Linked DNA regions of Mus musculus: region 2 is linked to region 1. Evidence: chromatin loops called from intact Hi-C (ENCODE). Cell type or tissue: heart. All regions are shown on one strand. Each heading gives the region's core, and the rest is flanking DNA. Links, peaks and the distances in the headings are about the cores only. Region 1 has its middle 23 kb from the start of Amer3. Region 2 holds the start of Ptpn18 (protein tyrosine phosphatase, non-receptor type 18).

Evidence for each region. Hi-C counts contacts between places; a loop is a spot of excess contacts. Peaks named below come from ENCODE experiments on the same cell type or tissue, not always from the same donor. Only the 100,000 strongest peaks of a DNase experiment are listed, where the experiment ranks them.
Region 2: it touches region 1 in a loop (9-fold over the local background); 6 of 42 quality-filtered maps call a loop at or near these places.

Annotation. Positions count from the first base shown.
Region 1 is chr1:34,597,459-34,607,672 of GRCm38, reverse strand. No RefSeq gene overlaps it. Among named protein-coding and RNA genes, the nearest start is that of Amer3, 23 kb to the right of the region's middle. In heart, for the core only: a CTCF peak has its summit at 5,128 (motif pointing right); no DNase peak of the experiment used is centred there.
Region 2 is chr1:34,458,389-34,468,602 of GRCm38, reverse strand. Ptpn18 (protein tyrosine phosphatase, non-receptor type 18) reads right to left here and starts at 8,857. Exons shown (of 15, transcript NM_011206.2): 1 at 8,687-8,857; 2 at 5,793-5,901; 3 at 5,420-5,496; 4 at 5,239-5,334; 5 at 5,099-5,137; 6 at 242-310. The coding sequence starts at 8,779. It overlaps Gm32504 (a long non-coding RNA gene), which reads left to right and starts at 7,568. Exons shown (of 4, transcript XR_373299.3): 1 at 7,568-8,844; 2 at 8,940-9,182; 3 at 9,339-10,214. In heart, for the core only: CTCF peaks have their summits at 5,598 (motif pointing left) and 8,729; DNase peaks (open chromatin) are centred at 4,112, 5,622, 8,402 and 8,892; H3K4me3 peaks cover 1,414 bases; H3K27ac peaks cover 1,207 bases; H3K27me3 peaks cover 862 bases.

The DNA of each region.
Region 1 (10,214 bases), core at 881-8,880:
CAGAAAAACTCAGGCCATGGTGACCCTAGAAACTGAAGAGATCATTGAAAAGCCCATAAGTAGGATCCTGTCAGAAATAGCAACATGGGAGACACTTCACCATCGTAACATCAAAACAGGTCCATCTTGTTACTCAGTACGCTCCAGGATGAAACTTCTTTGAACTGATAATGGAAGCTGGCCCACTACAAGAGGAAGAGGCAAAGAATATATTCGGGTATTTTGTGTCAGTCATAAAGTACTAGTATAATCTTGACATTGTCCATAGAGATATAATCTCCCATAGTATCCTAAGAAATGTATAGAGTAATATAAAACTGATAGACTTTGGCATGACCATCAAGTGCACCTTACTGAAATGGCAGTTGGGGACCAAGGGCTTCATTTCCTTCTGTTGTCTCCTGAATGGGAGTCTCGGTTAGTGTGAAACCCTCCGGTATTCTTCTGTGGCTGTCCCTTGTATGAGCAACAGCAAACTCGCAGGAGTAGTGCCCCTTGCCATTTGGGCAATAATCTGATTGCAAACTGTTTGCAAACGGAGAGGAGCCATAGAACAGGCAGAGGAGAGAATAAAGGCTTATCTTTAAGGGTTATTTTACAGTCTGTTGCTCAAAAGGGTTCCATCCTTGAATCTTCCCCAGATTGAAATGGTAAGGCCCTCACACCTGGAGAATAGTGTTTAGAGACTGGCCTCCTGTAGGGAGGCAGGGACAGATTTTGTCCCTTGGATAGGAGTTTAGTGTGATAGAAAGAAGTCCCTGTCATATGAGAACCCAGAGAATGGCAGCCTCTGTAAACCAGGAAGTGGTGTCACTGGGAATTCACTCATCTGTCACCTGATGAGTACCAATTGCAAATGCATTTTCCTCTGGTCTCTGAGCAAGAGCTGAGGGCTAAAGTGATAAGAACATGCCTGAGTCTGCAGAACTATGCCACAGACAGACAGACATTCTACTGTGCACAAAAGTAAGACTCCAGAAAGAGAAAATATATTCTCTTTGAAATAGCTGTGTCCCCAGGTTGCATCCTAGGAATATCACAAACTTGTTATAATGGATTGAAATATCATTCAAGTCACGTTAACTTCATTATGGAGTATGAGAATCCTTATGGAGTATGAAAGTATTACTAAATGCAGTTGACAATATCATGGTAATAGACATCTGTCTAGAGACAGCGTGCGGTGAGAGCTATAAAAGAGCACTGGGAGATGCAATGGGAGGAACAATTAATTCAGGGGATCAAGGGGGCAAGCTGCAGAATCGAGGGACCCAGAGACCTCATTTGTTGTGTGACCTCCATCAAGCCACTGAGTTGTATTAGTATTCCTTAGTATGCACACTGCTCCTCAAAAATGCCTGCTTGGCCTCCCTTAGAAGTTGCAGGACACATTACAATGCGCTCTTCATGGAGAACTCTTCTTTTAACATGACAGCCAGGGTATGTGTCTGAGTATCTGCATTCATACCAAAACGTAGAGGTCCAAGTGCCCAGCCCAGCCCTAAACATGCATCCATTCATGTCATCCCCACCCCTCCCACTATCACCCAAGTGCTGGGAGACAGCATTTCAGCGCAGGGCTCCTCCCCTTATGTTCAGTCTGTAACCCAGCCCTTCTTCCTGAGGTTTCCCTATGTAGTCCTCTATGGGAACTCAACCTGGACCCAGGTTAAAGGATTCCCAGGAACTGATCTTACTATTACTGTGCTCATGCCATAAGCACAGTGGGATGCTTGACCTGGGCATCTTTCTATGTGTACACAAGGAGGCCCTGCCATTCTGTCCTTGCTGGAAGCCTGGAGAGTCCTCATGGCTAGAGAGGGTCATCTGCAGGACAAGCCTGGGCTGCTTAGCTGAGGCCCGCCAACTTTTCCAACCTCTCAGGTTCCCAATGATATGTGAAGATCACTTAGGAATCCCCCAGGGTGTTTCTAGCGAGCAGAGGTGTGGGGAGCGGGTGTGGCGGCAGTCCCAAAGGCGCCAGAGACTGCAGCTAAGTCATATGACTTGCACCTGACTTCCTCATATAAGACACAAACATCTTGAGTGCTGGGCAGGTGTACCAGGATACAGGTGAATCCAATTTGGTGGAGATTTGCCCCTGCTGCCCTGATTAGCTGAGGCTGCGTGCCTGGTGAGGGGGCGTGGCCTGCGGTTCGTGGATGAGAGAGAGTATAAAAGGAGTGAGAGGCCCAGGGTTCGGGGGAGATATAAAAACAAGGGAGATATAAACAGGGGAGATATAAACAAGGGAGATATAAACAAGAAGAAACAGGACTGAATAAATGTGTGCAGAAGGATCCTGTAGCAGCGTCGTTCTTCCTGGCCAGTTGAGCGCGCGCAACAAGTGGTGCCGAAACCCGGGACAAGAAACATCTTCAGGCACAAGCGAAGACCCCCTGCTACAGGGAGGATTCAGAACTGCATAACGGGGAAGAAGGGGTTAATAAAGGTTCCCGTGAAACAGACTGTTGAGAAGGATCCGGCGTGGATTCAGAACTCTTCAGCTGGGGAACGGTACTGATGAAGAGAAAGAAGAAAGATGAAGACTGAATAAACTGCTGTTAGAAGGACTGGTGGTCACGTCGTTCTTGCTGGTCGAGAGCGGGCGTGACAATTGGTGGCCCGTACTGGGAACCGACTCCCCCACCGAGTTCAGAACTTTCAGCAGTCAGTGGTTGCCGGCAGGGTAAGTTCATGGTGAGTGAAACTTGCGACCCCAGGAGTTTGGGAAGGACCTCGGATAAAATAGAGGTGAGCATAAAGTTGCCAGCAAGCAGGCACAAGGTAACGAAAGGTTCCCGGCTTTGGGACAAGTTAAGGTTCCTGGTTTGGGGACAAGTTAAGGAACTATGATAACCTCAGTGTAGTGATCAATAGATCCTCGCTGTGTAGTTATGCTTTTTTCTCCCATTGACCCTTTGTGGGTAGGTCTGGTAGTTTTGGTCTTGTTTGTTCTGATATATGGACTCTGTTACTGTTTGAATCAAGAGGCAGTCAAGACAGGTCAGAAAATCCTTATAGAGCAACAAGAAAGTATGTTGGAAGAGAAGGGCTTAAAAAGAAAAAGGAAAAAGAAAGGAGACACAGTGTTATCAGGTGGACAGAAAGGACAAAATAAAAGAGCTGAGGCAGAGGAGGAAGGCGAATTAGCTTTTGCTCCCCCTCCCTATGCCTCCTCGTCAGCCATCTATGGGCAGACCTTCTGTCCGGAGGTCTGGAAAGAGGATAGATTCTCCTTGCTGGGATGTCCTATTTTCACTGATCAAGCTGAATTTGCATGGGATAGAGATATGCTGCTTGATCAAGGTAGATTTGCACAACAACAGACAGGATATCCAGTGCAGGTGTTTGAGCAGGTGAATCAGATTGCTATAAGGGCGTGGAAATCATTGCCTAACAGAGGGGAAGCTAGTGAAAACTTGACTCTCATATTGACTTCCCAGATGGACACACAGGTGATTGAGGTTATGGTCTCATCACCACGAGGTATTGTGTCCATCCCCCCCGGGGATCGACCAGATCAGGTGTTGATGTGGGCGAGAGGGTCTGTTTGTGTGTTTCCACAGGACCAGACGGAACCTCTTTGGGTGCTGGAGAGATTGGTGAGACGCTGCAAGAATGAGGCTCCTGATCCAGTTGCCCCTGTGGATGTGGTGGATGATCCCACAAGCACAAAGGATGGAGCCGAGATGAGAGATCCTTTCGGTATTCCAGAAGCCGATACCAGCTCGACATGACATTCAAATTTTTCCACGCTTTTTGATCCCTGAATTCCCCTTAAAGAGATATCCCCTCTGGCTATCTATCCCTTGCTTCAGGGAAGATGAGCGGGGATGAGAGCCCTGGGATGTATGCTTGTTATAGTGTGTGTGTGTTTTGTGTTTGGCACATGTGTTAGGTGCAGAGTGTGCGGCCCGCACTTTCGCCATGGTAGCATAGGCTTTTGCTGCAGTGGAGGCGGGACAATCTCCTCAGATTCGGTTTGCCGCTCTAAAAGAAATTATGCTGCGTTATGCCGTGGGGTGCGAGGCTAAGCACTGCACAGAGGATAGCTGCTGTTGGCATCCTGTGGAAGGCACGTCTGATTGCATGAAGGTTCAGTGTCCTAGTTCCCTTCCCCCAGGAAAAACGACACGGGAGCTGGCCAAGACCTCTCTGGGTGATGAGCCTAAGGGATGGTTTTGTGTAGGGCCCCTATGCTTGCACACTGGGGATCAGACCTCTACCTTCACCCATGAGGCTTGCTTGCAGCAATTAAGATCTGGCCATAGGTTAATTAACATCCTGGCCTTTTGATGCACCTGCCACAAGCAAAACACAATCTCCCCAGGAGTGGCTTGGCATGATAGAGAGGTAGTCAGTGATAAGACTCCCTGGGCATGTCACCAACCTAAGACAGGGATCAAACCAATGCTGTTTGTCACCCAAGGACGGGTAAGGGACATGGCTGCGGGGGGCTATCTACAGACATTCTCTCTGCCAAAAAAGAAAAAAGGGGGAATTGTGGGGAGCGGGTGTGGCGGCAGTCCCAAAGGCGCCAGAGACTGCAGCTAAGTCATATGACTTGCACCTGACTTCCTCATATAAGACACAAACATCTTGAGTGCTGGGCAGGTGTACCAGGATACAGGTGAATCCAATTTGGTGGAGATTTGCCCCTGCTGCCCTGATTAGCTGAGGCTGCGTGCCTGGTGAGGGGGCGTGGCCTGCGGTTCGTGGATGAGAGAGAGTATAAAAGGAGTGAGAGGCCCAGGGTTCGGGGGAGATATAAAAACAAGGGAGATATATAAACAAGGGAGATATAAAAACAAGGGAGATATGAAAACAAGGGAGATATAAACAGGGGAGATATAAACAGGGGAGATATAAACAAGGGAGATATAAACAAGAAGAAACAGGACTGAATAAATGTGTGCAGAAGGATCCTGTAGCAGCGTCGTTCTTCCTGGCCAGTTGAGCGCGCGCAACACAGAGGGAGCCCAGTGGATCTAGTGAAGTCTGTGGATCACTCAGACAGGATCATCTGGATGCTGGAGTTGATAAGGAGAAGCAATGCCCTGCTGCAGAATGGGAATCCCAGCGAAGGAAAGAACCCTGACCACCAGAGGGCAGCAGAGCTCAGCACAGTGCAGTGCAGGCCGGGTGCTCTGGGAGGCAGCAGTCCGGCAAGGTTTCTGTGACTGCCAGGGAATTGAACTCAGAGACCTGAATCCAAAAACATCCTGCTATGGGAGGCAGAACAACAAATTTTGTGACTTTGGAGACCAGGTTCATGGGCAGGAGAACCTGGGCACATTCTAGGTTTTCTTTTTCTTCAGTGAGAGAGGGAAGGGTGGAGGCATGAGGGGGGCAGGAGAGAGGGAGGAAGGGAAAGGTAGGGAGACAGAGAGAATGAATGAATGAACAAATGAATGAATGAATTTTTGGTGTGGAACATCTGATGAGCCTGAGGACTTATCCTAAGCCAGCGCTTTCTCTCCCTTCAGGGGCACCGCCTTATCTCCTTATGGGAAGCACTTTTTCAAAGTTGCAGAAGTCTCAGAGGAGGTTGAAAGCCTTTCTAACTCTTTTCTTCCAAAGTAGAGAGCATCCTGCCTTGATGGTTAACTGCCCTCCTGGGGAGAAGACTAGAGTGGAGCTCATGAGGGGGCACCTGTCTCATCAGAGGTGACAGGTCCTCACCAGGTTGTTCTTTGGAGGCAGAGGCCAATTAAGCAAACCCCACATCCTATCATTCCTTGAGATACTCCTCCCTCCTTCTATAGGCACAGCAGACCTAGGACACCACCAGCATCACCTCCCCCATGTATTCTTCTGAGGTGCTCACTGCCTCAGGGCCTGATGTCAGCCTCTGTCACAAGGAAGGCTGGGCTTTCATGACCCATGCATGGGAAGGGGAACAGCAGTTCTGGATACTTGGTGAGGGCCCAGCTACACAGAATTTCAAGTTCTTTAATTACTACCAAGCTGCCAGGAGCAATTTCATATCACAGGACACAGGTCCTTAAGGGCTTGTTTGCACCTGGCTGTATATTCACTCCGCTGTACTGAGGGCTGTCCTTTGTTTCTTCAATCCTCTCAGATCACTGTGACTGTCCTAGGTCTGTGCTTGAATATGGCCTCCCAGAGAGCAGCATGTGGGAGCTGTTCTGTTCAGCCATGCCTGTCCTCCCTCAGACAGCAGTATCACATTCTCAGAGGCATGGAGCTGTGCATCAAGCAAAACTTTGGACACTAGAAAGGTCTCACACACAGCTGTCGTTCTGGGTGGCAGAACGGCACACTCATACTAGCATTCTTTCACTAGACCTTACAGTTCTTTTAGAGGCTGAGGACAAAGGCTTGGTGTTTCCCCCACATGCCTTTACTGGTGTGATGACACCTGACAAGAAGCTACCTCTGTCTATGCTCTAACTGAAGTTTAAGTATTTGCTATACTTAATTTCAGTTATAAAAAATTATAGGAGACAGGGATGTGTCCAGACTCCTGTTTCAGCTTGTAGAGAGCCTTCTGGAAAGGGACAGAGGACTTCTAGATCTGCTTCCTCAGGCCACCTTCATATTCTTTCCCAAGGGCATTTTTGGTGCATTTTATGCAGTATAGGACCTGTATCATGGGCCAGGTCAACTACAGTCTTAATACTTCTTGCTGCTTTAAAGTTCAACTATGGAGGGCAATAGGCTGGCTCTTGCACACAAAATATGGAGACATTATGATTGAACTCTGGAAAGAATCCAAAGTTGACTGATTCTCTACCCACTTCCCTCAAACTCTGGGGTTATGGGTCTCCATGCTGTCTCCTTAAGGTGCTAGGGCCAGAGGAAGCTGGCAGTTGCTCTGAACATCTTAGAAAAGATTGCATTAGGATGGCCATCACCCTGCTGTGTAGTATATCTGAAATGTATTCCTCCTGCCCCCCTGAAATTTTGTTTCCTTAGGCCACAGGGCCTGCATCCCATCTGCCACTGTCCCTGTGCCTGGTGGCTGTGGATGGTCACTGGGCTCTCCACATTTGGTAGTTGGACTGTTAGAAATGCCATGAGGAAGCCCTGTGGCGGAGGTGCACACCTTTAATTCCAGCACTTGGGAGGCAGAGGCAGGTGGATCTCTGAGTTCCTGGCTAACCTGGCCTACTGAGGGAGTTCCAGGACAGTCAGGTCCACAGAGAAACCCTGTCTTGAGACCACCGTGCCCCTAAGTGAGAAATGTCATGTGGAGATAAAGGCTGCATATCTGAGTATCTCATCTTGGGCAGTGGGATAGTTGATACTAAACTATAGCTTCTGGTAGTTAGTACTAGCCCAACCCCCAAAGTTCTGCCCACCAATCCCCTTTCTCCAAGAAGGTGGGTCTATCAGCCTCCCTTCCTTCTTCATCTTTTGCCATGGAATGTAGCCACCTTGCGCCGGTCTCCGGTACACTGTCGCCATAAACAACGTCACTGCGCAGGCGCTAGCCCAAATCTGGCGCCAACCCCTCCCCAGCAGGTGCATGCAAATTAAAGTGCGGGCGGACTGAACAATCCCAGGAGGACACATAGCCCTCCCCAGTGCTGGGGTGTATATAAGCAGTCCTCCCTGAGTTCCTGCAATAAAGCTGTTGAGAAGAATCCGACCGTGTTGCGGTTTTTCCTTGCTGGACGAGGTGAGCGCAACAATGGAACATTCACTGCCTGTTGAGGACCAGTGTACGAATAAATACAAATCTGCCATAGGTTACTTTGCATCAATGTGACAGACACTAGGACTGAAAGAAACATGGGACACAAAAGGTTCATGAGACTCAGGTACTCAGGTTTCCAGATCATTGGCCATCTTTGCACCGGAGACAAGACAGGGACTCAAACAGGGCAGGAACCTGGAGGCAGGAAGTGAAAGAGAGCCTATAGAGGAGGGCTGCTGACTGGATTGCTGACCTGACTCTCCTGCTCAGGACATGCTGCCCACTAGTGGCACTTCCCCCAGTGAGATTCCACACTCCCATAGCAGTTACTGATGAAGGAACTGCCCACATCTTTCCTGTAGGCTATGTGATGTAGGCGTTCTCTCAATCACATTTCCCTCTTTCAGATTTCTTAGGCTTGTGTTGTTGACAAATTGACTAGGACCCTTGTACACAATACAAATAGAAAGAGTAGTGCTAGGGCCAGGTGAAATGTCACCAGAGGCAGGTACTCAGGTAGATTGTCTAAGTGTCAAAAGCAGATGGTTGTTCCCTGTAGCTGTTTCAAGAACTATTTGACTCAGAAGTGAGGGCCTGGAGGATTGCAGGCTGGAGCTCCGTGTTCCCTAGGTGGAGTGGATCTGTCTGGTACAGATTGAGGGAAGCTTATGGCTAGGCAGAGAGAGGCCCTGACTGGTACTCACTCCTGTTAGTGAAATGGTCCCTAGTGGTTTTGCTTTTGTGTAGGGAGCAAGAGAATGTTGAAAGGCCGAAGTTCCGAGGAATTGTCTATTTTGACGTGGACATGGCTCTCCTAGGACTGGGAGATCAATTGTCCTATCCCAAATTGGCAAAACCATTTATGGGACAGGCTCAAGAACAATGCAAAGCTTTGCTCTGGAGTGCAATCATTGTTGTTTATGAATGATTGATCAGTAAGTGCAAATTCTAGTAACTATAAGTTTCCCCTTGGATATAGGCTGGTACTGCTCATGAACTCCCACCCAGTCGAGCTAACCCCTCCTCCTGTGTTTGCCCTAATTAGCAGCCTGAGATTCCTGGAGTCATAGCAATGTTAGAGAACCCAGATGATCCCAGCTTCACTGTCCATGTGTCTCTGTGTCTGTCCTTTCTTCATTCCCTCACCAGCCCAGGTAGCACAGTGAGCCAGGTGACATGCTGGAGATATCCTTAGTGACCTACACCCTCTCCCTAAGCCCTCAAAGGGCTGACTGGTGATTTTGATTGTTTTGAGACAGGGATTATCTGTGTAGCCCTGGCTGTTCTAGAATTCACTCTGTAGACCAGGCTGCTCTCCAACTCACAGTGTTTCACCTGCCTCTGCTTCTGACTGCTGGAATTAAGGCCTGTACCAGCAGTACCGCCCAAGCTGGTGTGTTAAGTAATTGTCTTTGTAGACTTTCCGGAATGCAGAGAAGAGAAACAGGTGAACTGGCAGCTCTCTTAACATCCCAAGCCAGGCTTAGTGGTCCAGATCCAATCCATGGAGCAGACTGCAGAGTTGAAATTCCCAATGGTAGCTACAGGTTCTGGGTCTTTGTTTTTGATTGTTGATTGATTTCCCCAATTTAATGAATTTCTTGTTTTCAGAGTTGATTAATGGATGTACTAAACTTTTTACCCCATACAATTCATGAATTTGTAGAGTAGAACTTGGGAACTTTATAGCATGTGTTTGGAATTGAATAAGGATCGGAACAGTTATTTCCTGCATTGGAGCTATGATTCCAGTGCTGAACAAAGCTTGTCGCTGTGTCAGGAGAAATGCAAATCCCCCTGTAGGTCACTTTTCCCTGTCAAACACACCAATCCTTCTCAACACTAGTGCTTCTGATCACTATAAAGTTGATCATAACATTTAATCTTTAATTACCTTTGCTTTCATGTCTGTGGTTGTATGTACATCTCTGTGCACATGTGCATTTCTTAGTGTGAGTAAGTGGGTTGGTGTGCTGGGCACTCACCCTAAGGGTCACATGTAGTCAGAGGAAAAGTTTGAAGATAAGTTCTCTCCTTCCACCTTGCTGTTCTACAGTCTCTGCTGGTTTTGGTTGGGGCATATATTCATCTAGCTTACCTTGGATATTTTACTCAATTTTGCTGTCTCTACTTCACACTTTGCTGTTGGCTTGTGCTATATCATAAGCCTTTTTCATTGGGATCTGGGGATGCCGTGTGGGTCTTTAAACTTGAATATCTATCCTCATTAAATCCTTGCCCTATTTTAGCCCTGTATGGTTTTTTTTTTTAATTATGATCTATTTTAGGTTTCTTTTTGTAAACCAATTAAATGTGTTTCATTATGGCTGTGTGTGTGTGTGTGTGTGTGTGTGTGTGTGTGTGTATGCAGGCTTGTATGTGTGTGTACTTGTGCAAGGATTATGTCATATTTCCATCCTCTTCCCAGTGGCCTGTTCACTTTCCTGACCCTCACATGTGGGTATCCTTCCAAGCTTAACTATTTTCTCTCTCTGATGTTATGTCATATGCATTACATACTATGCCTCCCTTTTCTTGCCCACAGTAT
Region 2 (10,214 bases), core at 1,544-9,543, 140 kb after region 1:
AAACGGGAACAGGTCCATTTTGGTTACCGCAGTAACTGTAATCATAGTTAACACTGCTAGGGCCAGGGAACCGCACGTACCCTACATGCATTCTGAGTTTTTCACTGTGTGAGTTATGAGAAAATGGTTCACCTTTCCAAGCCTAGCCAAGGCTTCTCACTCCCTATGTCTTCCTTGAGATCTCCCACACTACCCAAGGCCTGCAGAAGCCACCTCTGTTCCCAGCCCTGCTCCAACTTACCAGGGTGATGCAGAAAGGCCCAGCCTTTAGAGGCTCCTGCTCCCGGGCCCAGTAGCGTTCACACTTCCTCTGCAAAGTAAGGTGAGGAAGGCAAGGAGTGAATGGGGAAGTCACCTTCAGAGCCACTTGTGGAGGCCAGCTGCAGAGTATAACATAAATACTTGCACACAGCACAGAAGCTAGATTCTGATCTTGCTGGGGGAAGACAGTTCAGGATATCCTCCTATGGCCTGGCAATGTAACTAATCGCATGGACTACTATGTATCATAGACCCATGCCCTGCAGGGTGGTGCCTTGTCACTAAGCTGTAGGAACTAAGGAACCCAGTGATTCCACCATGCCGCAGAAGCACGGATCACGCACGGCTTAGAGATCGTGACAAAGAATTTGCAGGGAAGAGAGGCTATGCAAACAGAAGCCAGGGAAAGAGAAAGCACCATGTGATAAAATATATAGAAGAGTCTCCACTGCCTTCCTAGAACAGTAAAACACTTGAAACACTTTTTAACCAGAGTCAACACAATCTAACACTGGACTACGCAACACTGAAAACCCAGCATCCTCTGTCCTTGACAAAGATTTAGCAAAATGTGGCTGGTTACCATGGGGATAATCAGAGAATGGGAAAAGATCCATAAGCAAACGGGAAGGAAAGGAGAAGAGGAAGTGATGGAGGAGGGGAGGGAGGGTGGGGGAGGGGGTCAACATGCAGGCTGGGAAAGGAAGAAACAAAGCTTTGATCTATATATGACATGACTCATTTTTATGGGAAAGCGACTTAAGAATGCATACCACACGTGCCACCAGGCCAATAAACTCAGTAAGGTCGCTAGAACAACTCAATAAGGTCGCTAGAACAGAAGACTATCAATTTTGTATTATTATTCAGTATAAGCTATTTGGTGTGTCATTAATGAAAACAAGCATACAACATCAAGAAGTATAAAAAATATGATATAAAATTTCAAAGTTGTAAATTTTATTCCTGGCTATCCTGGAACTTGCTGTGTAGACCAGGCTAGTGTAAAACTCACAGAGATCTACCTGCCTCTGCCTTTCAAAGGCATGTACTACCATGCTGGGCAATTCTTTCTTTCCTTTTTTCTTCCTCCTCTCTCTTTCTATCTGTCTTTCTATCTTTCTTTCTTTTTCTGTTTTTTCAAAACACTGGCTCTACCACTGAGCTACATCACAAGGTTTCTTTTTCTGTTTTTTTGAGACAGGTTTCTCAGTGTAGCCTTGGCTATCCTGGATCCTGATTTATAGACCAGTCTGGCCTCGAACTCTTTTGCCTCTCTAGTGCTGGGATCAAAGGCATGCACCATCACTGCCCAGCTAAGTACTTTTATCCAGAACTCTTTCCACTCAGTACTAAAAACAATAACCCAATTTTAAAATGGAACCTGAATATATGTCTGTCCAGAGAAAACACACAAACAGACAAACACATGAAAAACAAAACAAAAATGAGTGGGTTTTTTTTTTCTTTTTTAAGATGTATTTTTTGCCAGGTGGAGGTAGGCAGAACTCTGAGTTTGAGGCTAGCCTGGTCTACAGAGTGAGTTCCAGGGCAGCCAGGGCTACACAGAGGCACCCTATCTACAAACAAACAAACAAGGACTTATTTTTATCATTTTTAATTGGATGTTACATGCCTGTGAATGCAGGTAACTGAACAGGCCAGGGTTGTGAGGTGCCCTGGAGCTGGAGTTCCAAGTCCTTGTAAGCCACTTGATGTTGGTGCTAGGAACCAAATGTGGGTCCTTTGCAACAGCAGAATACACTTTTAACCGCTGAGCCATTTCTCCATCCCCATGAGTGGGAGGTAAATAACTGTTGACCTGGAGAGATGGCTCATGGGTAAGAACAGATGCTGAACAAGAATGAGGATCTGAATTCAAAGACCCAGCACCCATGGGAGATGGCTGGTATACCCTGTAACTCCAACATCGTAGGGGCAAAGAACAAACAGAGGATCTCTAGGCTATGGTTGCCAGCCTAGTTCTAGGCTAAGAGAAACACCCGAGTCAAGGAAAAAAAGCAGAAAGTGGACAGCACAGGACACCTGACATCCTCCTTTGATCTCTAAATATGTGCACACCACACAATGAATGCATACAAAATAGCAAGTGTGGCTGAACATAGGGAGAGACCAAAACCCCTAGCCAATAGAAGCCGAAAAGTTCTAGCCACTGTGGAAAAAAAAAAATTAAACAATTCTGCTGCAGATTTATATTCAAATAATTGAAAAAAAAAATAGACAGTTCTAGAGAGAGAGCTCAGCAATTAAGAGTGCCACACAACCATGAACACTGGAGCACAGATCCTAGCACCCATATAACAAGCTAGGCACCTTTGTATGCTTGTAGCCCCAGCTCAGCGGTGGGCAGAGACAGGAAGATCTCTGGGGCTTGCCAGCTTCTAGCCAAGCTGAGAAAATTCAAGGACTGAGTTCAGGGAGGACCCCTAAAGGAACAAAAGAGCCAGCAGAGTGTCACAAGTCTTTAAACCTAGCAATATAGCAGAAGCAGGGGGGGGGGGGCAGAAACAGGTGGATCTCTGTGAGTTCCAGGCCAGCCAAGGTGATATAGTGAGATGCACGAGACAGAGACACATATCCATAACCACACATGGACATGCATTGACTCACACAAATGAAAACGAAAGCCAGAAGCAAACATAAACTGTTTTATCAGTGTGTGCCAACCGTGGTCTAAAAGGGAGAGCAGCCCAACTGTCTATCAGCAGATGAATGGGTACAGGAAACACGACACAAAGCCATGGCATATTCAGTCTTACAATGAATGACATTCTGGTGCACATGACATCATGGACAGACCTTAAAACCATCAAGGGAAAGGAACCAGAAACAGAAGGACACATATTTTATAATCCCATTTACACGGTGCGGCTAGGACAGGCAACAATAGGGACAGAAGACAGGTGGCCAGGACCAGGGGAGGAGGAGGAGTTTATGCTGTGTGTGTGTGTGTGTGTGTGTGTGTGTGTGTGTGTGTGTGTGTGTTGGGTGCCCAAGGAGGCCAGAAGAGGGCATCAGATCCCTTTGGGGCTGGAGTTATAGGTAATTATAAGCTACTTGATGTAGGTACTACCTAGGAGTTCAGGTCCTCTACAGAGTAACAAGTGCTCTTAACCTCCAGACATCTTTCAGTCCCTTACATGGCGATTTTTATGTTTACATATATTTTACCACAAGGTTTACAAGACCCAGTTAGAGACTCCCTTATATTTCCAACAATGGCTATAATGGGGGTAGGGGGGGCAGGGAACAGGGGTAACAGGCAGAATGGCTCATGGGTAAAGACACTTGTTGCCAAGTCAATCCCAGGGACCCACATGGATGAAAGAGACATCCACTTCCCAAATTTGTCTCTGACCTCTGCCCCATTCCACGGCACACATGTGCACACATGCGCATGCCCCTATACACAGTAAGTAAAAGGTTTTCAAAATGAGAAGGAATCAGAACTGTTGGCGAGGATGTAAGGAAACTGGAGTTGTGTACTGTGGATGGAAAAGTAACCTGACACAGCTACTCTGGAAAATGGCCTGTCACTTCCTTAAACTAGAGTTAAAATTAGAGTTCCTCTATGAGCCAGCAGTTCCACCTAGTGCAAACTCTAAGTTCATGTCCACACAAAGGCTTGCATACGAAAGTTCACAGCGGTGTGATTCAGAGAAGCAATCCAGCATCTACAAACTGCTTAGAGGAGGAGTGAGATGTAGGTGCGTTCAAGGTGCTATTCAGCAATCAAAAGAAGTACACTAGGGCCATGCTTCTGGATGCAAGAACCGAGAACACAAAGAGGAAGACGCCAGTCGTGGAAGGCACGTGCCACACAATTCCATTTCATGTTAAACATGCCGAGTAGGCAAATCTGCTGGCATCAAAAGGAGACTAGGGGACTAGGGGTTGCCTGTGACTTTAAACATGGGCTGGGACTGCTAACAGGGTGGTGAATGTGTGGATGGTCTCCCTGAGTTGCCCAGGCTGGCCTCAGGGGTTTTTTTGGTTTTGGTTTTGGTTTTGGTTTTTTTTTTTTTTGGCTTTTTTTTTTTTTTTTTTTTTTTTTTTTGGTTTTTCGAGACAGGGTTTCTTTGTATAGCCCTGGCTGTCCTGGAACTCACTTTGTAGACTAGGCTGGCCTCGAACTCAGAAATCTGCCTGCCTCTGCCTCCCGAGTGCTGGGATTAAAGGCGTGCACCACCACCGCCCGGCAGCCTCAAAGTTTTGATGCTCTTACTTTGGCCTCCTAAGAACCTGAAGTACACACTGGGAGCTGGCATGCCTGGCTAAACGGGAGAATTGTATCCCGGTAAGAAGATAGTCAAAGGTAAAAATAATAGCTTGTGGAGGGTCGTCATACTACTGTGATGTGCATTTCCCCTTTTAGAATTATCCCATGTGTTGAGGTAGACAAGAACTATGAAGGAAAATGGTAAGACACAGGAAAGAGTTAGAGGTGGGCATGTGGGGGTGTGACACCACGTGAAGGTCCAGGTAACAGAATGGGCAATGGTAAAACCCATGGCAGAGGACATCCCCAAACAGAGCCTGTAGAGGGGAGTATAAGAAGCAGGCAAGGGTATAAAGAGACCAGGGTGGAGACTCTTCAGTACATGATGTGGGCTGATCGGGCTGCCAGTACTGTGGGGACAACCCCATGATCAAAAGGAAAAAGATCAAGGCAAAATTAGGACCAGTGGCTTTTGCAGAGCTGCAGTGGAGTCAGGCAGGGACTGGACTCTGGTTCTAGGGACAAGAAGGAGACTCCGCGCCTCCTCTCCTCCCTGCACAAGCCTTCTTTGCATTCTAGGAGGCTGAGGATACATACCCGTCCATTTTCTGTCTCTTGACAGGCCATCAGGATTACCTAGACAAAAGGTAAGGAAGACGGAGGCCACTGAGTAAGGAGAAATCGGAAGGACAGGGACTCAGAACCATGCCCCTCTCTCTCTGTCCCGCAAAGCTGACCTTGACCCCAAACTCCCAAACCAGGCGCCAGAAGTCCAACAGTGTGTGAGGCAGGGGTCCTTGCGTCGCAATGTAGGCCTGGCTTCCATCTATGCCCTAGGAAAGGCCCATTCATTAACGAGATGCTGAAGCCTGTCCCAACCCACCCCAAAGCCACCCCTCCCCTGATCACTAGCCTGACCCGGATGAAGTTGGCATTGATGTAATCTCCATGTCCCTCCTCTTGGAGCAGGGAAAGGATGACTCTTGTCTCATCATCTGGGAGAGGGTGGGACATGTGGAGGGGTGGGTGTCAAGTCACTGACGCCCTCCCAGGCAAAAGCAAGCGGGGTGACAGCACACTAGTGGAGCTCTGCCCCCTTGTGGCTTCAGGGAGTAATGCAGCTACCTCAAGCACAAGCAATAGCATGCTTTGGGGAGTGGCGGGGGGCGGGGTTTGAGGGGAGGGAGGAAGAGTGGGAGGGGCTGGCTGTGGGTGGGTGCGGCCAAATGGGCACTGCCACCCAGCATTTGTGCAAGTGGCACTGATTCCCTCAAGATACCCACTGACTTACATGCTACCACATCTTTGTAGCGGTTCTTGTTCGTGTTCCCAAGCCGACTGCCGGCTTTAGTGGAACACACACCTTCAGACTTCCAGGCCACTGAGCGGGCCTTAATGTCCTAGTGGAAAGCACCATGAGCAGAAAGAACAGAGTGAGACCCAGCCGTACTAGCATCTGTGTAATAATATCTAGGACAGCAGGTGAAAGTCAGGCCCAGTGCTAGGGGATTTAGACATCCCAAGTGGGGGGCTATCCACTCTCCCCATTGTGCAGATGAACGTTGATGTAGGTAGTGAGTGGTTGAGTAACTTGCCAAAGGTCCCTCAAGGAGGTACCCCAATAAAGATTGAATCCAGACCTCTCAGATCTGCACATTCAATCATGTTATAATGTACTATAAATCATAATAAAATATGCATCATTTAGACCCAAAAGATAGTTCGGTGCATATAATAAGCACTTTCTGCACAGGCCTGAAGATTTTCTACTCAATCCCTATATCCCCACACCATAAGGAGACCTGACACCAGAAAATTGTCCTCTGACTGTACATAGGTGCTGTGGCATGAACAAGACCCCCACCCCCAAAACAAATTAAACTGGGGCCAGGGAGATGCATCAGTGGGTAGAGGTGTTTGCCACCAAGCCAGATAACCTGACTTTCACCCCAAGGTAAGATAGAAGGGTAAAAGTAGCTCTCATGGTTGTCCAGTTCCCCCAGAACATGTGTGCACACATATAATTTAAACAAGTTCAAAGTCATCCTTGGCTACATATTCAATTCAAGACCGGCCTGAACCTGTCTCAAGACCCTGTCTCAAAAAAATAATAGGGCTTAGAAAAGATGGCTAAGTGGTTAGGAGTGCTTTCTGCTCTTATAGAGAACCAAGTTTGGTTCCTGGCACTAGCACTGGCCAGATCACAAGTGCTGGTACCTCCAGCTTCAGGGATTCAATAGCCTTTTCTAGTCTCCAAGAGTATCTATATACACACATGCATACATACATATATAGCTACATGCGCCAAATAAAAATTAAAAATACTTTAAACAAGGTACAGCATGACAATATGCTATAGATATGAGGTATAACATGTAGGAAGATGCTATAGGTGCTTTATAGCTGTTGCATTATTATAACTGGTGAAGAGTACCGCTCTTATCGGGTGCTCATATTTGCAATGACTGGCATTGTGTTTGGGCCACCATTCCAAAGTGGTTTACTTATGTTGGTCAGGTTTTTCCAGCCCCCAGAGACACCTTCTTCCTGTTTATGCATATCTTCTTGCTTATAAAATGTATACTTTATGCTAGTAGTTCTTCTGTTACAGCATTTACATATGAAAATTATCTAGACTCACATTTAACCTGTCCATATGCTTGTGTGTATATTTACTTACTAACTTAATACATTTGGTTTGGGTTTTTTGTTTGTTTGTTTGTTCGTTTGCTTGCTTTTTGGGTTTTTTGGTTTGGTTTGGTTTTAGGTTTGCGAGACAGGATTTCTCCGTGTAGCCCTGGCTGTCCTGGAACTCACTCTGTAGACCAGGCTGGCCTTGAACTCAAGAGATTCACCTGGCTCTGCTTCCCAAGTGCTGAAATCAAAGGTGTGTGCCATCATCACCCTGCTATAAATTTGGTTCTTATTAATGTTTGTTGTATCTGTTGTGGTGTTTGGTTGCTTTGTTGGGTTTTTGTTTGTTTGTTTTGCTTATTTAGTTAGTTGGGGTTATTTTTTTTGTTTGGTTGGTTTTTTTATTGTTTTAGAGACAAGGTCTTCCTACATATCCCTGGCTGTCCTGGAGTTCACTGTGTAGACCAGACTGACCTCAGACTTACAGTAACCTTCCTTTCCCTGCCTCCAAGTGCTAGGATTAAAGGCATGCACCACCACCAGAGTTTCACTGTTACTGGTTTACATATTGGCCTGTGTAAACTATCTTTTTCATTCTTTGAAACAATCTCCAGAGTATTCCAGAGTGGTCACAAAATTATGTAATTCAGGCTGGCCTTGAACTCATGGTTATCCCCCGGTTTTAGGCTACCAACTGCTAGAATTACAGGCATGTGCCACCATGCCAGGCTGTAAGTGATCATTTAATGTCACACTTATTTTTATATCATTGTCATTTACATTTCTAAGTTTGAGATAGTGTATTACGTATTTGGATCATGTCACTCTATTTAAAATACGTCATTACATGTTGTGTGCCATGGCTGTTGAGTGGCAGTAGCTCTCACAAGCTTGATTGGCCCGAGGTAACGTTTACAACCTTTGTAAACCATGTTAAAGGCAGGTGCATACAGTTAATATAGCCAGTGAATACCCAACGCGTGCTAGGTGCATCTACCCAAACCACCTAATTTTCAAACCGGCTTGTCTTTTATCATTCACAATTCAAAACAGGTGAAAATGAAGTCAGAGCTCCCAGGGCCACAGTTCTGAAAAGCCCTAGGATAGACTGGTAACGCGAAACCTAGGCTAGGCTACAAGTTTCCTCGTTCCTCTTTCTGCTGCCCCAAACCACTTCCTCCCTGGGATTACAAGGTGACCCAGGAGTGGCCCGGGTTGGGGACTCGAGTCCAGCGCAGGTGTGTTGCCTCCCTCCACGGCGGAAGCCACGGCCCCGCTAGGGAGAAGATTGCACCGGGAGCTCGACACCGACACCTGAGTGTGTCTGGCTCCTCCTAAACAGTAGCCGTCTTCACCCTCTGGGCACCTGTGGGCAAAGTGCGGAAGGCTGGGAGAGTCAGGGTGAGAGAAGTGCGGGAAGAGGAAAGCCGAGAGCAGGAGGGAGGAGACGCCCCGGGAGCTGAGAGGAAAAGGCAGAGCTTTCATATTGCACAGGTGGACAGCCGTGGGGAGCGCCTGGCTGCGAAGCTTGATGGCTGGAGTGTCACTCACGCTGAACTCACGAGCGAGGATTGCCCCCTCCCGGTAGTCCCGGGCCTCCAGCTGCTCCAAGAAGCTCCTCACCAAGTCCGTATGGCGACTCATGCTGCGACCCGCTCTGAGGTCTCCCACAAGGAGTGATCCGACTCCGAGAATTTAGCCACTGCGAGGTGGGGCCTCCATTCCAGCAGCCAATGAAGACCGGTAATTGGCAGGCTCCTCGGCCAATGGCACTAGGAGTTCACTCCGTTCGTCCCGCCCATAGGTGCTGGCTGCCACCGCAGCCGAACTGGCCGTCCAAGTAGCTGCGGGTCCCGCAATTCCCCACTGGCGCCTCGGGTGCTTCGGCTGCCGTGAAGCTGGTGGAGTCCGCACGGAACGCTCAGTCCCATTGGCCTTTCCAGGGGGATGGCTGCGCTCTCAATCTCGCAGGCCGGGTTCCCAAGGTTGCTCCGGAGTCCTGCGAGCGCTGAGGTTCACAGTCGTGCGACAGCGGAATATGAGAGAGGTCGGGGACTTCGAATAAATATATTCCCTGCACTTTGCTCTGGGAAAAGGCCTATTTCTGAGGGTAGGGGGTGTGATTTCACTTTTGGAACCTGCTGGAAAAGCGGGGACACCAGGATTCAGTCCTAACTTGTGGATCTTAACCCATACCCCTCAGGGAGGAAGAGACTAGAGAGGCATTGGGAGGAAAAGTGGTCTCAACACTCACTCCGTCCCCCTTCAGGAGTTTGAAGAAGATCTTATGCTGAAGCTCCTGGGGTCCTGGAGACTAAAGACTGGAGAAGAGCCGTGCTAAGGTTTGTAGCTGAATTGGTAGAGTGCCTGTCCCAGCATTCACAAGGTGGAGGCAAGAAAATCAGAAAGTCAAGGTCACCCTAGCTTACATTGTGAATTCAAAGTTAGCTTGTGATGAAATCCTGTCTCAAAGTTAAAAAAAAAAATGGAAGAAAGGAAGGAAGGAAGGAAGGGAGAGAGAGAGAGAGAGAGAGAGAGAGAGAAAGGAAAATGTTTTAATGATGGTGGAATGGTTCAGTAGGTAAATGCCTTGCCACTAAATAAACATGACAACCTGGATTTGATACCTAGGACCCACATGGTGGAAGGAGAAAATCGACTCCAGAGTGTTGTCCTTGGACAACTACACAGGCTCTATAGTGAGGGTGTATCTCCCTACACACAAAAGAAAATAAAAGGGGGTTCTTTCCAAAACAGGCTTCAGCAGATGGAGTAGCACCACCTGCAAGGGAACCAAAGAATTTCAAGCATTGCCAACTCTCTGTTGAGGGAGGGCTCTGAGGAGATCCGTTTGGGGTCGTGTGCAAAAGTAGGGCTAAGGCGAATTGAAAGTGCTTTAAGCATGCTGAGCGGAGCGGTGGTGGCACACGCCTTTAACCCCAGCACTTGGGAGGCAGAAGCAGGTGGATTTCTGAGTTCGAGGGCAGCCTGGTCCACAGAGTGAGTTCCAGGACACCCAGGGCTATACAGAGAAATCCTGTCTCGAAAAACCAAAAAAAGAAGTGCTTTAAGTCACTGG